2 separate regions of the Homo sapiens genome follow, and region 2 is linked to region 1. A link is a contact called in ENCODE Hi-C or POLR2A ChIA-PET data. All regions are on one chromosome and are shown on one strand. Each heading gives the region's core, a stretch centred on a gene start or an enhancer-like site at or near the end of the contact. The rest is flanking DNA. Distances are from core to core; before and after follow the strand shown. Region 1 holds the start of PCBP4 (poly(rC) binding protein 4). Region 2 holds the start of NISCH (nischarin).

The links. A loop is a pair of places that touch in the nucleus more often than their neighbours do. ChIA-PET counts read pairs that join two places held with the same protein, here RNA polymerase II (POLR2A). Pooled maps may share reads with other maps.
Region 2: a pooled map shows a loop between it and region 1 (3-fold over the local background). The contact joins the promoter of NISCH here to the promoter of PCBP4 in region 1. A Hi-C loop is called at or near these places in 6 of 50 pooled maps. POLR2A ChIA-PET finds 5 or more read pairs at or near these places in 4 of 52 experiments (activated CD4-positive, alpha-beta T cell, activated naive CD4-positive, alpha-beta T cell and naive thymus-derived CD4-positive, alpha-beta T cell).

What each region holds. Positions count from the first base shown.
Region 1 is chr3:51,961,905-51,969,388 of GRCh38, forward strand. It overlaps PCBP4 (poly(rC) binding protein 4), which reads right to left and starts at 5,550. Exons shown (of 14, transcript NM_001174100.2): 1 at 5,422-5,550; 2 at 37-184. It overlaps ABHD14B (abhydrolase domain containing 14B), which reads right to left. Exons shown (of 4, transcript NM_001146314.2): 4 at 6,611-7,484. RefSeq lists enhancers at 3,829-4,392, 4,393-4,954, 6,081-6,644, 6,645-7,206 and silencers at 5,240-5,509, 5,610-5,719, 5,730-6,009, 6,040-6,119.
Region 2 is chr3:52,452,965-52,460,448 of GRCh38, forward strand. It overlaps NISCH (nischarin), which reads left to right and starts at 2,640. Exons shown (of 21, transcript NM_007184.4): 1 at 2,640-2,770; 2 at 4,879-4,962; 3 at 5,698-5,880. The coding sequence starts at 2,678. TNNC1 (troponin C1, slow skeletal and cardiac type) reads right to left here and starts at 1,077. Exons shown (of 6, transcript NM_003280.3): 1 at 1,028-1,077. The coding sequence starts at 1,051. RefSeq lists a silencer at 2,565-2,794 and an enhancer at 3,619-4,294.

The DNA.
Region 1 (7,484 bases), core at 4,300-6,799:
GGGTTGAGGGGGGAATTGAGGCACACTCCCACCTACCAAAAGTCACTAGGGCAGAAGCTCACTACAGACACCTCTGGGCAGGGTTCATTCAGCACTGGGCTGCAGTGGGTGGGGCACAGCGTGTCAGGGGACTGGCAGTTCTGCACGTTGGTTTCCAATCTCTCTTCTATGTGCTGGAAATGGCCTTGGGAACAGGAGGTAAGAAGTGTCCAGGCTGGCCACATTCCCAGCCTGGAACACTTTCTACTGTACCAGAAACAAGTCACTTGGGCTCTGAGTCTCAATTTCCTCACTTATAAAATGGAGGGAATACCTCTCCCTGGGACTGCGTGATGGGTAAGAAAAGGATTTGGTGGGCTGCGGGAATGTCAAGGCCATTAACTGATGGAGGAAGGTGGAGCCTGAGATTAGCTGCTGGGATTAGCTCAGTGGCCAGCCCTCCCCACCCGACCCTTTTTCATGCCCCGACTTAATCCTCAACCTTAATCCTGCTTGGAAATCCCTCTCCTTAGGCGTCTGTCTCCTGCCAAGGCTCAGCCTTGATGGGGAGCTCACTGGGGGACCAGAACCCTATGGGGAAAACAGGGAGTGGGACCAACTGGTGCTAAGTCTGGGCCAAGACCAAGCCCTAACACTGCAAATTCCTCATGCCCAGGAGGGTGTGGGGATGAAGGATGAGTGTGCTGAGCTTGGAACACTCCAGAAGTCTCTGGGCGCCTTCCTCCTCAGCCCCCTGCCCCATCCCAACATGACAGGAAAGGGCATGGAGTTCTGTCCAACGCCCTCTTCTGAACTCCCCTTGCTAGACAGAGCTTGAGCACGGAAGGTGAAAGGGGCTCCCAGCCTGGCTCCTTCTCAGAAGTCCCAGCAAGCCACCGTATGGCATAAGGTCTTTGTTTCCTCACCTATCCAACGGAGGTGACACCCTGCTCCCCTGGGTGCAGCTGCTCCTCCTTCCATTTGAGTTCTGCCACAGGGACTCCAGAGGCTGGAGATGAGCAGTGGATGCAGGGACTGTGCTCTCCGAGCATCCTGGCCAGCCTCATGCTGGCTGCCCTTGCTAGACATTCCCCCAGCTGCCTGCACTTCCCCCATCAAAGCACTTGTGATGACGTGCTTGGTTTCTGCTTCTCTGGACAGCCAAGCCCAGGAGCCCCTTGGAGCAGGAGCCAAGGCTGCTGCCTTCTCCTTATGTCCCCAGGGCTCAGTTCAGAGCCAGGCCAGAGAAGGTGCTCAGAACATACTGAGCTCAGCTGGAACTCAGCTAACATACTGGTTAGCTGAGCAGATGAATTCACTACACAGGAGAACCTGATGCCTGGAGAGGATCAGTAACCTGCCCAAGGTCACAGAGAGGTGGGACACAGTGGGACTAGCATTGCTAGTGTGAGGCTATCCAAAGCCCCATCTGCCTCCCCTTTCAGGCTGCTCCTGTCTGGATCTGTTAGTCCTCTTCCTGGAGGGCGGGCTCCTTCGAAAGTGGGGATTGGGCTTCAGTCGTCTCTGAGACCTTTGCCTAGCTAGAAGACAGGGATCCTATTTGGAAAGGACTGACAACTTGTCCAGAGCCTCGGTCTTAAGTTCCAAAATTTTCTGGGGTTCAAGGACCCCCTTGGGATGGTAACCAGTGGGAGACCTGACATTGTCCCCAAACCATCTCCACATGACCTCTTGTGGCTCCAGGAAAAATGGGGCAGGAGGGCTGGAACATGGCCAGAACTAGAGCTTCTGCCATGAAAAGATGCCTGGGTCTCCAGCAGAGACCCACCGCCCCAAGTCCAGTGGGTAACTTTGGCCAGGTCTTCACCTGACCTAAACCCACCTGTATTGTGTTTAGGGGCTGGGGGTAGGGAGAGAGTTGCTGGTCTATCTGCGCCCTTCCTGGTCTGAGAGACTCTCAAGGTCTTTCCCATCTTTAGGCAAGAACAAGGGGTTCTGACCCATGTCTTCCAAATTATTCTCCTAGGGCCCAAGGAACGAGCAGCCCCATGAGGCATCACTGGCTCCCCCTGCCCTCAGTGGGGCTCTAGGGAGTCATTTGCTGCTCCAGCCGGGTGGGCCCTGGGTCTTTGCCGGGCCACCCACGTGGCAGCCACACAACATGCCACAGTGACCTCCAGCTCACCTCCGCGGGTGCCCAGCCCCCTCTGGTCAGCAGGGCTCCCTGGCAGGGCATACCAAGCTCACACCAGGCCTCTGACCTCGGGCATTCCCTCCTGACTCCCAGGCCCCCTCCCCAGCCCCAGTGCCCACTCCTCCTGTCCCTGGCTTTCTGCCACTCAGGCTGGAGGAGGCGGGGGGGTGACAGCTGTGTAAGCGATGGTGGCTGCCCCCTTCCTGCCCCTCCCCCCCAGCTGTCTCTCTCCCATGACAGCTGCCCAATCAAAGGGCTGGGGGCTTAGCCAGCTCACCCCACATGCAGGGATCAAGTGTCCACCCTGCCTTTGTTCTGGAGCAAGAACAATCCGGGGGAGGGGAGGGCTCCTGGGGCCAGGCGATTCAAGTAGACTGGCCCGCCCCTTGGGGGATTCCCTCCGCTCTGCTGGCCAGAATGTCTGGACCAGCTAGGGCCTGTGGACCCACCTGGGCTTCACTCTCCATCTCACATCCCCCCACATCCTCTCAGCACCCCCAGCTCCCCACCTAGCAGCCCCCTTCTCCTATTCCCACTCCCAAAGCAGCCATGCTAGCCACACCCAGTGATGCTGGGGAATGGCTCGGAGCATCCAGGGAGGCAGGGTGTGGTGGGGGTGGACCCTGGGCCACAGCACGTCTGCATCGAGGGCTCCTAACTCTCCTGCCCAATCCCTTCTCTGGAGATGCTCACTCTCCTAACTAGCCAGGCCTTCATAAGAACTGCCCCAGCATCTTGGACACATGTGCCCAGCCTCTTGGCCTCCCAGCCTCCCGGGATAGCCAATCATCTACAGTTGGGAGAGGAGGAGGGGAGTGGGAAGCCTCAGGTGAGCATCCTGGGGTCCACAAGTTCCAGCCTCTGGCTTCTTGATTCAGATCTGCCACATAGACAAAGTGCCAGGAAGGGAAAGGCAGCTCTGACAAGTTGGCAGGTGCCAGAAATGCTACAGCTTCCATACACCATCATTAGGCAGCCCCCAGGAGTCTTCGGAACCAAGGGAAACCAAGTCAAGCCCGGGCCCAGGCTGGGCTCCAGGAGAAAGGCCACAGCCTCATGGTACCCATCCCCTCACTCTCTCATCTACATTGAGAAAGGCCTCTAGCTTCCAATCTCCATGCTGAAAACTGTATGCTTACTCTGCTGCTCAACAGCCACCCATGGCTGCCCAGTCCCCAAAGAATAAAGCCTGAACTCCACAGACAGGCCATCAAGGACCTTCATGATCCAGCCCCTGTCTCTCTTGTCTCATCTCCACCCCATCCTTCACACATGCCAGGCTGCAGAACACACTTAGCACCTCCAGCCCTTCGGGCCTTTCTCCAGGCTTACCTCAGCTCAAAACGCCCATCCTCCCCACTCTCTGTCAAAATCCTTCTCAAACGCCACCTCCTCTGTGAAGCCCTCCGCAGGCTTCCAAGTCAGATGTGATCACTCAGGCCTCTGTGCCCCTCAAAGATGTTGCTGCAACTCAAAGAAGTCCCCGCTGGGCATTTCTGAGCCTGTCTTTCCACTATACACAGAGCTCCAGAAAGAGGAAATTTGAGACAAGACCAGGGTCAGTGTGCAGGGAGAAGAGTTAAGGTTCATGGGGCCTGGGGACATTTGGAACCAAAGATGGGGCTGAGGGTCCCGGAGGAGTAATGAGAGTAGAGTGAGAAGACCCAGACATGAGGGCCAGCCACATGGGCAGAGGTAGGACCTGCCTGGACAGGATTCCTGGTTCCTTTCTCAGCATCCCCAGCCCTACTCCTGCCGTTTTACCAGGACTAGGAGCTCCCTAGGTATGCTGCTGGGGTGGGGGATTTGGGCTGTGCTTTAGGTTTTCAGAGGGTGGGAGCAGAGTGGGTCTCCTCATGGAAGAGGGGGACTGGAAGAAGGGCTGGGGGGTGGGGTACGTTTCACAGAGTCGAGTTGGGCTCAGCCTGTCACAGCTGGAAAGGTCTTACCAATCACAAGAGGGGCTCGCGGCCCAGAGAGGAAGGGAAATGTTTGTAAGGCTACATGGGAGACAACTGGCAGAGCTGGAGAACCCAGGGGTCTACCTGTGCAGCTCAGAGCTCTTTCCTCAAGATGTCAGCGCCACTGGGCAATGGTGATGGAGGCTGGAGGGGCAGCAGTGATGGGAGTAGGGAGGGTGGACAGCCTGTCTGGGGACACAGGGTGGGGCAAGCCAGCCTCCTCGTGGCCTGGGCCTGCCAGGGTGTGTGGGCTGCCTGCTCCCAGCCCCCCACCCTGAGCATGCAAGAAGAACAATCCCCTTGTGTTTGGGCAGCCTGAGCCTGCATGCTGATGAAGGCTAGGGGGTGGGGGCTGGGATGGGGGTGCCCTGGAGGTTGAGGGGGCTCCAGGACCTGGGAAGACCAGGGGATTTTTTCAGATGGGGAAAGAATAGGGTCCCAGGTACTGGTCCTGAGGCAATGAGGGTGACCCAGGGAACAGGGAGGGCAGGAGCTCAGCTCCTAGGGAGTTCATGGATTGTAAGAGCCTTTGTGGCGGAAGGCAAGCCCCTGGGGACACATGTCCTGCTGGTTCAGCACGAACATGAGCATCCTGGGCTTGGTGGGGAGAAAGGAATGCAACTGGCCCTGGGTGCATCATCACCTTGGAGACCACTCCCCTGGGTGCTGGGGCCGGGTGGGGCACTGGGTGCCACAGGTCTCAAGATGGCGGGCCAGGGATAGGGGAGAGAGGAGGCGGGCACCTCCCTCTCCTGGCCAGGCAGGCATGAGGGCCAGGCTGAAGTGAGTAGCAGAGCCTCCCACCCCCACCCCCCAGGACCCCAGCCAAGAAGCTAGGTCAGAGCTGAAGGGCTGAAGAGCTATGGGGCAAGAGGGACCACTCTGAGCCCCCAGCTGTCATCTCCATACACCCCTGGCCTGGAGGTCTGTATCTGGCTCCCCCAACGACTGCGGAGGATGGGAAGGAGTGTGTGCCCAGCCAGGAGCTACAGGGGAGTGGCAAGTGAGGGCAGAGATGGAGCAGAACCAGAACCCAGGGCAGGAGTCAGAGAGAGGAGCAGGCGCAAAGGACAGAAACAGCGAGTGGGATGGGGGCCTCAAATCTGGGATCTAAGGTCCAGGAAGCCCCTCCCTGGTGCCAAGGGCGCCTCTGGCAGACCAGCGCCTCCCACCTGTGCAGGCCTCAGCGGTGTGGGACAGAGAACGTGTTCCTCGCAGTCTCACAAACCTGCGACCCCAACCGAGGGATCTGGGCGCGGGCTCCCTGCCCCCGGGCGAACCCCCAAACTTCGCGGCCCGCCGTGCCCCGCCCGGCCCGCGCCCTACCTCGCTGGGGCTGTCCTGCGGCGGCGGCGGCGGCGGCACGGCGGCTGGGCCGCTCAGTCCCACATTGTCCCCGGGAGAGGCGGCCGCTCACAACTGCGAGTGACATCAGCTGCGAACAATGAGGGGTTTGACAGGCGCGGAGCCCGGCCGGCCCGGAGCCCGGCTCCGCGCCCCCCCCCCACCCCCCGGCCCGCCCGGCCCGGCCCCTCCCCGCCCCCTCCCCGGATCCGATTACAGAGCGGCGGGCCCGCCCCAGCCGCCCCAGTGCCGCAGCCGCCCGCCCCGCCCCGCGCGCCGCGGTGCGCCCCGAGCGGCGGCCGCTTCCTGGAGGGCTCGGGCGACCCTTCCCCTGCCACTCCCAGAGCCCCACGGGTTGGGGGTAGGGGCGTCCGGCCTGAAGCCCGGTCCCCAGCCACGGCCTTCCCCGCACCGCCCGCGCTGCGCCCGGCTCCAAGCCCCTCCGCTCCCGCCAGGCCAGTCCTTCCGGCCCGGGCCGCCCGCCCGGCGCCTCTGCCGAGCCCCCTGCACCCCCATCCCCGCCTTGGCCCCGCCAGCCCCGGCTCCGCCTCGCTCCCGGCCCGCGTCCCTCCGAGCTCCGGCTGGGACCCTGCGCCCCGCCTAGCTCCCGGCTCTGCTCGCTGCGCGCCATCCTCCGCTCGGGCTTGCGCCCACCAAGACCCGCTCTCCTCGGCCACCCACAGCTGCATGGCCCGGCCCTCGTCCGCGCAGGACAGGCTGGAGGAGGGGCCTGAGAGCCGTGTGGCCCTGTGCACCCGATCCTGTGATAACCCCAAATCTACCCCCGGAATTCCTTTTGGGGATAGGGTCGCAAGGAACGGGCTCCGTTGAGTCTTTTACTGGGGAAGGGATACTAGTGGGGGTGATGAACTGTTCTCAAGTCCGCTGGGCACCCCCCGCCCTCGGGGAAGCAACTATTCCTTCCCCCCCACTCCTCCATAATCGGCTCAGCCTGGTCCCACTGACCTCCACCTCCCCCCACAGCTGAGTCTCTTGGCACCTGGGTATGTGTGGGTGGGGAGGGGAATCCAATCTCCCTTCCTCTCCATCTGGCCTGGTGGACAAAGGGCAGGGGGACCATCTGGTCCCGCCGGGGTGGGGGAGGGGCCCACAGTGTTGGTCCCAGGGGTGGGGGAGGGGCGGCGCTCTTTAGAAGCAGGAGCCGGTGGGGTCTAATTGCATCACTTTATTTCACCGACCTCCACTCTGGCTCCCACCCCACAAGCCTCAGAGCAGGAAACAAGCTTGGCTGAGATGCCTCAGGCCTGGTAACCTGAGGTGTAGAGCACCCAGAAGGAAGGGTAAAAGCAGGGGGCAAAGCGGTGGCCCTCCCTTTCTGGGGGTCACTTCTGGGCTGGGGCCAGCTGAAACCTGTGTCCAAGTAGCTTTCAGGGCTGGCCACACCCTAAGCCTTGCAAAAGGGCCTCCTGCAAGGGCTGGCCCATGGGGTCCCCACCTTCCCAGCCAGTGAGGTTAGCATGGTTAGGAGTCCACATGTGTGCAAGTGCTTGTGTGGAGGCTCATGTATGCATGTGTGTATATGCAAAGCTGCACATGACAATGTGCATGCCAGTCCAGAGTTAGATGTACCTATGCAGTTGCCCTCAAGCGAAGGGTCATATTTGGAAACAAGGATGGCTCTAAACATGTAAGCGTGCATGTGGGCATGTATGTATCTGGGGCCTAAGGAGGTGGGGAAGTGGGTGTTGGGGTAAGGGCTGGCCTTCAGGGCATTTGCAGAAGGAGGAGTGGGTGGGAGGGAAAGGCTGGGCAGAGCAGGGGAAGGAGTGAAAGCCAGGCAGGAAAGTGGAAGAACAGGAGAAGCTCATGTAATGGATTACCCTCCACAGGATTATGTTCCTTGATTCCTGAGAGTTTTTTCTCTTGATTTTACCCCCTCAGTCTATCACTGCAAGAGAAAGAGGTAGAAAAGACAAACAGACCACAAAAGACAAGAACCCAGACATATAGACAGACGCACCTGTTGCATGTGCATGAGCCAGAGCCTGGGAGAGAAGAGAGAGCGTGCAAGAGAGAGCTCAGAG
Region 2 (7,484 bases), core at 1,390-3,889, 490 kb after region 1:
GCATGCAGGGGGTGGGGCAGCGTTATCTGGCCCCCTGGCCTGCTAGTGCCGCCTCAGAAGCCAAAATTAGTCCCCAACTCCGCCAGGCCTTGTATGGGCACTGGGTGGAGGGCTGTCCCAACCCCGGCTCCATGGACTCCCACAGGATAAGCAGGCGTGCCCCCAGAGCTGGCTATAGCACTTCCCTGCCCAGGAGTGAGGGAGGCTGAGGGAGGGGTTCCCCTGGGGACAGCTGGCCATGCCAGGATGTCCTTGCTCTGGGGTTGGGGGAGGTCACCACCACCCAGGATAGAATAGCATCTGAAGACCCTCAGTGACCCAGGAGGTTGCAGGGGCTTGGGGTGACCACTCTCCAGCCCTCATTCCCTCGCTCTCACCCCTAGCTAAGCCACTGAGCCCTGAGCCTGCCAGGCATGATGGGAGCTGGGGCCCCAGTTCTCTGTTCCTTCTTCCTTGGTTCTCCCTCATGTCCAGAACTTCCCTGCCTCAAACTTCAAAGCCCCATCTCCAGCCCAGGACTCAGGCTCTACAGACCCCTCCTCTCACACCCTCCACCCTCCAAAGCATCTTCGGCCCGCCAAGGGGCTGGAGTGGGGTGGCAGATTTTGAGCATGTGAGAAGCAGAATGTGAGGGGCAGAAATGGGGGTTGGGGACAGGGAGACAGTAATGGGGACTCAGACAGCTCAGGAGGAAGAGATGAAAAGAGAAAGGCAAAAACGTCCAGAGACAAATGCAGAGACATGTGGCTGAGCGACAGTGCCACAGACCACAGACACTTGGAAACAGAGAGTGAGACACGATGCTGAAAGCTGCAACCTCCTCCACCACCCTTCAGACCCGGAACCCCCTACCCCTTCTGCATCCTCAAACACCAGAATCACTGTCCCTGTGAGGGCCTGGGTTGAAGGCACGTAGGCCTTCTCCTTGGTCCCCACCACTTCCCTGGGGCTACTAACCCCGCACTCTCAGCTGAGTGAGCCCCCAGTGGGCCTGCCCACCCCAGCCCTACCCAGCCCTGTCCCTCACCGCAGCCTTGTAGATGTCATCCATGCTGGCGGCTCACAGGACAGCTTGCTGGGGTTGCCAGCCGGCCCTTGACTTAAATAGCCCTGCCCCGCTGCATTCCTGGCCCAGCCCAGCCCAGCCCAGCCCACCCCTGCGTGTAGTATCCTCCAGCCCCTCCTCTGGTCCCAGTGATCTCAGGCTGGCCTGAGTCCCCACGTCCTCTGCCCAGGGCAGGGAGCAGACGAACGGCTACAAGGACCAGGTTTCTTTCCCTCCTGTCCCCCACACTCCCCAAAGGGACTCTCTGAAAAGGTTTCTGGAATGAATGAAAACATAAGCCCAGTGCAGGACAGGAGCTACAAAGTCGTGGGCCCCAGGCAAGGTGCAACACAACAGCTCAGGCTCCCATCCAACCAGGTTGGCGGGTTGCCATGACCTCCACTTTCCAGATAAGGAAACTGAGGCTCTGGAGGAGTGGTGACTTGCCCAAGATCTGACTGACTTGGTAACCCCCGCCTTTAACTAAACCTCTCTGGAATGGGGGTGCAATGTGCAAGGAGAGGCTAGGAGTGCAGGGCCCTGCCAAGAGAAGCCTCGAATGCCAAGCTCATAGTAAGATGCTGTGGAACTGGTGAAGGAGGAAGTGACTGACCCACCTTAGGACAGGGTGGCCAGGAGCCCTTCTGCCAGAGGAGCCTGTCCCAGACCTCCCATCTGCCCAGGGAGAAGTACCCACTTCGGGCTTAAGTCAGCTGCTCTCAGTTATTCAACAGCACCCCTATAGATGCCCCATCTGTGGCAGGCTCTTTCCCTCCTCACCCTCCAATTAGGTTACCACCTCCCTCTTCTAGGTCTCATCTTTCCCCGGTTTAGGATTCAGCACTGTAGTTCCTGGGTCCAGATCAACCTGTCTCCCTCGTTTTGAACTTTGGCAGGCCACCCCGTGGGGTTCTTGTGCTCAGTGGCAGCACACACCCCTCCATCCACCTACACCTTCCTTCGTACAGAGTTCGTATCAAGTTTATCCCTCTTGATAAACACGCTCCCTGCCTCGAGCACTACTGCGTGCTGGGCCGCGCATCAATCAACCCACTCAGTTGTCCAGAAGCCCCACTGACAAGAGATCTCCGAATCTCAGAGAGGTTCAGAACTGGCCCAGAATCACTCTCGCCCTGCTCCGGCGGTAAGCACAGGTCCTATTTTCCCCTCCAACCTGCCTTGCCCTAAAGAGAAAGAGCCCAACAGCCAGGTGAGGCACTATTATGGCCTCCTTTATCAGGAGGAGTAAACTGAGGCCAGGAAGAGCAGTGACTTGCTTCGTGTGGCCTGGGAGACTCGGGACCTTCTGTCCCCTCTTCCCGAGGACCCAGGGGCGATGCCCAGAGCTGTCACCACCCGGGGTCTCAGTTTCTAGCAGGCTGTGCAGGGTACCGCCGGCGGCGCCACGCAGGTAGATTACGCAAGCGAGCACCTCGCACGCGCGCCCTGAGTGGCCCCTGTCAGTCACGCGCGGGGGCGGGGCGAGGGCGCAGGAAGAAGGCGGGGCCAAGATGGCGGCGCAGCGCGCGGCGGGGGCGACGGGCGGCGGGGGCCGGGGGGCGGTGGGACGTTGACCCCGCCCCCTGCTGCTGCTAGTCTGCGCCGGGCGGCGGTGGCGGCGGAGACCCGAACATGGCGACCGCGCGCACCTTCGGGCCCGAGCGGGAAGCCGAGCCGGCCAAGGAAGCGCGCGTCGTGGGCTCGGAGCTTGTGGACACTTATACGGTGTGTTGGGGGCGCGGGCACCCGAAGCGGGGGTGGTGGCTGGAACCGGGAGTCCGACTCGGGGGCTTGGGGAGGGGTCCGGGATCTGCAGCCCCGAGGAGCGGGTAGAAGGGTCTGCGATTGCGAGGAGGGGGCTGGGACGGGGGATCTAGGAAAGGGATCTGGGCCCCGCAGGTCCGGGAGAAGGGTTGCTCGGGGCCCGGGGAGGCGGTTTGGAAAAGGGTACGCGATCAGAAAGGGAGGCTCGGGTTGGGGGCGGCATCTGGGGATAAAGGGGGCTTGGGGAGGGGGGTGTCTAGATGAGGCGGAACCCCTCTAGATCCTCTAGGACTGGAGGGGCCCCGGCCTGGAAGACCGTTACAGGGGTCCAGGAGGAAGGCGATGGGGAGAGGGTCTCTGATGGATGGAATCAGGGAAAAGGGTCAGGCTTCGCAGGCCTTGAAGAAAGAGAAGGCGTCAGGACCCTGATCTGGGGAGCCTGAGGTGGTGGTTGAGATTTTCTCTGAGAAGTGCAGGAGAGACCTGGGGAGCAGATGCCTTGGGGGTCGGGCGGAGACAAGACCGGAGGAGGGGTGGAGCCCATCTATGGAGAAATGGGGGTGGTCTCAGTGCTAAAGCGCAGGCCCTATAAGCCTTAGGAATCTTCGTGACTTTGGGCTGTGGGAGCGAGATGGGGCAACAAGCTGCCCACACACACTTCTAAGCTATGGGGGAGACAGAGGACAAATAGCGGGTAGTTCCCGACTTTGACGGGGTTGGATGCCAGGCCTGTGAGCCTGGTGGGCTGCCTGGCAAAAACCGGCCCTGGACTAGGCATAGAGCACCTCCCTGCCTCCTCCCCTTTGTTCCCGCAGGGTAGGGAGTGGGTGGGGGCCTTGGGCCTGCCTGCACCTCCCCTCCCTGGCCCTCATCCTAACCTTCCGCTCTGAGGGCCATTCTTCTGGCTCTTTTCTCCTTTCCTGAAGGCAAGGGGAAGGAATCAGGCAGGATGGGAAGAGGAGAGGGGTGGATCTTGAAGCAACAGGCCAGCCTGGAGAAATGGCTGCTCCTCAGGGCTGGAGGAGGCTTCAGCTCCATGCTGCAGAGAGGAGGGGGAAACTAGGTGCAGGAGGCGGGTGAGGTCTCTAAGCTGATGGCTGACTGGCCATCAGCTATGGGCACATTCAGCCAGAGGGCCATCTTCAAAAAGCTCACCCTATTCTGGACTGCGCCCCTCCTCTGCATGTATGTCGGGGGAGGTGGTGATCTAGTTTGGACCCTACCATCCTCTGTCTCCGGGTGTGCCGAGTTGGACATTATTAACACACCTACCTTTTGAACACTTGCCATGGGTCAGGCCCATGTACAAAGCATTTTACATGCATTGCCTTACTTGGTCCTTGATTCTAAGATGGAGGAACTAAGGCTCAGAGAGAACTTAGGCTCCAAGTTACTTATATAAGTGACACATAAGCTGCAGCCAGGAAATGGCAGAACCAGGTTTTTAACCCAGGCCTTCCTTAACCTCTAGGCCATATTGCCTCCTGATAGAGCTTAGTTGCTACCACTCCCTCCCCACATCAGCTGCTTGTGCCTTGATTCCTGGCTCAGCAGCAGAAATCACAGCCATGAACCAGTTGAAAGGGTTGGAAAATGACTTGCTTCCAGGAGGTAGTCAGGGCACCTGGAAAGAAGTACAACAGAGAAGATGCTCAGGCTAGAACTGGCCCTGCTCTGCCTCCCTTGGAAGAAATGGCCTTGCCTGCAGCTCCGGTTGGGTTTTGAGTTACCTAGAGGCAGGAGGTAAAAAACTAAAGAGGTGACTTGTGGTAATCACCTTTTTCATTCCTTACTGATGGATGGAGCCACATGCTTGTCTCATGTGCCTCCCAGCCCTAGTGCTTGGGCCATGGAGGAAGCTGAGAGGGGCCCTGCTGGTCAGCAAGGGTCAGGTGCAGAGGCTGGTGGGCAAGGGCAGCCTGACTTTGGCCTTGGGGTGGGTCTGAGTTGCAGAGAGAAAGACTGATAAAAGATAATTGGGAAAGATAATTGCAGCTTTTGCTGCTGGGGGAGGAGACTCCTTGTTGCTGGGCTCCCTTGCCACAAGGGCTGTTGGTTTCCCCTTTTAGGTTTACATCATCCAGGTCACTGATGGCAGCCATGAGTGGACAGTAAAGCACCGCTACAGCGACTTCCATGACCTGCATGAAAAGGTAACTGTTAAGAGCTGGGAGCACGTATCTCAGGGCTGGGGGACCCGTAGGCCAACTTTCCATTGTGCCACATATTAGTTTTAGGGCAAAACAGGTTCCATCTCTATAGTTCTTTAATAAACCACTTTGTTAATATAACTGCGTTCATTAATATAGCATGTAAATGCTAGCCTTCAGCTCTAGCATGAGCCACTCTGCAAGGAGCATATTTGAATTTCAGTTTTAATATTTCCAGTCCTAGCTTGGGTATGAGATGCTCAGACAGTTTCCTGGGAAGGGGACAGGTTTGAACTTGTTTGATCTAGCGATAGCTATTCCAAAGCCTTACTTTAATATCTGGCTGTGATTCCATCTCTTTTTTTTGCTTTTGGAGATGCTGTCTTTCTCTGGGTCATTTGCAGCATAACTGTTTTAAAGACACACCGCTGCCCTGATTGGTTTTTACTCTGGCTTGGAAAAGATGGCAATTTTAGGGGCAAAAGGTGTTACTTTTCTGAATGTCTCTAAAGTCTCCAGATGGAATTCCTTGTCTAGAATTGTATTGGTATTTCTAATGCTAATTGGATTTAAAGAGGCCAAATCCCAGGTGCACTAGTTTGGTCACTGATTTTGGTACTACTGCAGGGAGGGGCTGTGCAAGTGCTGACAAGCGCCTGCCCTCAAGCTTCTTGCCTTGGTCTTACATAGGCACAGAGCCTCTTAGTCTGTGGTTGATGTGCTTATGTTTTTTTACAGCTCGTTGCAGAGAGAAAGATTGATAAAAATCTGCTTCCGCCCAAAAAGATAATTGGGAAAAACTCAAGAAGCTTGGTGGAGAAGAGGGAGAAGGATCTGGAGGTCTACCTCCAGAAGCTCCTGGCTGCCTTCCCTGGCGTGACCCCCAGAGTACTGGCCCACTTCTTGCATTTTCACTTCTATGTAAGTTCCTCATCGGGTTTTCACCTGTGCCTGCAAACCCACAACTGCCAAACTTGAGGCAGCAAACCAGGGGAGACCTCAGCTTTGAGGTGGGCTGGGGTTTGACCCTAGGTTAGAAGATGGAGGAACGTCACCCTGGTTAGGAATGCATTGTGGCCAGAAGCATGTTAGTTGACAGATTTGCCGTAAATTAGACTAAATGTGGCCACAGAGATGCTTTCCTCCACCACAAGGCATTTTGTTTAGCAAAAATGGCCTGTGGGTGTTTAAGCTAGGTTTCCATCCAGATGGATGAGGCTGGATTAGAAATAGCTGACACCTGGGATAGACTATTGTTGAGTTGTTGGTGCATAGCCCAAAACTAATTAAGGGATTAGTCTGTGATGGTGGAATATCACCATCTTGGGGCGTGTCATCAGGGTCCGCGCTGCCAGGGTGCTAAGGTTGAGGGTGGACACCTTCCTGTGATGGGAGAGTGTGTCATAGAACAGCTCTGTACTCCGTCCTTGAAAGAGGAACAACTTTCATAGGTTGCCGGTGACAGAATGCGTTGTCAGACTTTAAGAAGGGCACTTAGGCAGTGTGAAACCACAATATTTGTGCTTTTGAGACGGAGTCTTGCTCTGTCACCTAGGCTGGAGTGCAGTGGTGCGATCTCGGCTCACTACAACCTCCGCCTCTTGGGTTCAAGCAATTCTCCTGCCTCAGCCTCCCGAGTAGCTGGGACTACAGACTTGCACCACCACACCCAGCTAATTTTTGTATTTTTAGTAGAGATGGGGTTTCACCATGTTGGCCAGACTGGTCTGGAACTCCTGACCTCAAGTGATCTGCCTGCCTCAGCCTCCCAAAGTGCTGGGATTACAGGCGTGTGCCACCGCACCTGGCCAAAACCACAATATTAAATAGCAGTTCTATTTATGAGAATTTCTTCTAAGGAAAAATCAGGCAGCCGCAAAAAGGATATATGAACAAAGGTAGTCATTCCAGGATTGTAACAAAATAGTAAGGACAACCCTAAAGTCTAGTAGAAGAGGTTAAAAAAAAAAAATCAGGCCAGGTGCAGTGGCTCATGCCTGTAATCCCAGCACTTTGAGAGGCTGAGGTGGGCAGATCACTTGAGGTCAGGAGTTCAAGACCATCCTGGCTAACATGGTGAAACCCTGTCTCTACTAAGAATACAAAAATTAGCTGGGTATGGTGGCAGATGCCTGTAATCCCAGCTATTTGGGAGGCTGAGGCAGGAGAATCGCTTGAACCCAAGAAGCAGAGGTTGCAGTAAGTCGAGATCATGTCACTGCACTCCAGCCTGGGCAACAGAGTGAGAGTAAGACTTCATCTCAAAAAAAAAAAAAAAAAAAAAAAAAATCAAAGGGTACAGCCAGGCTGAGCACAGTGGCTCATGCCTGTGATCCCAGCTCTTTGGGAAAATAAAACAAAAAAGAAATCTGCAGCTCCACCATCATTATCCCAGCAGCACACCAGTCTTCCCAGCAGACACTGTCTCAAAAAAAATGCAACTTTCTTAAGCAGTATCCAACTGTATGGCTGTACTATTTTTTTTTTTTTTTTTTTGAGACAGGGTCTCACTCCATTGCTCAGGC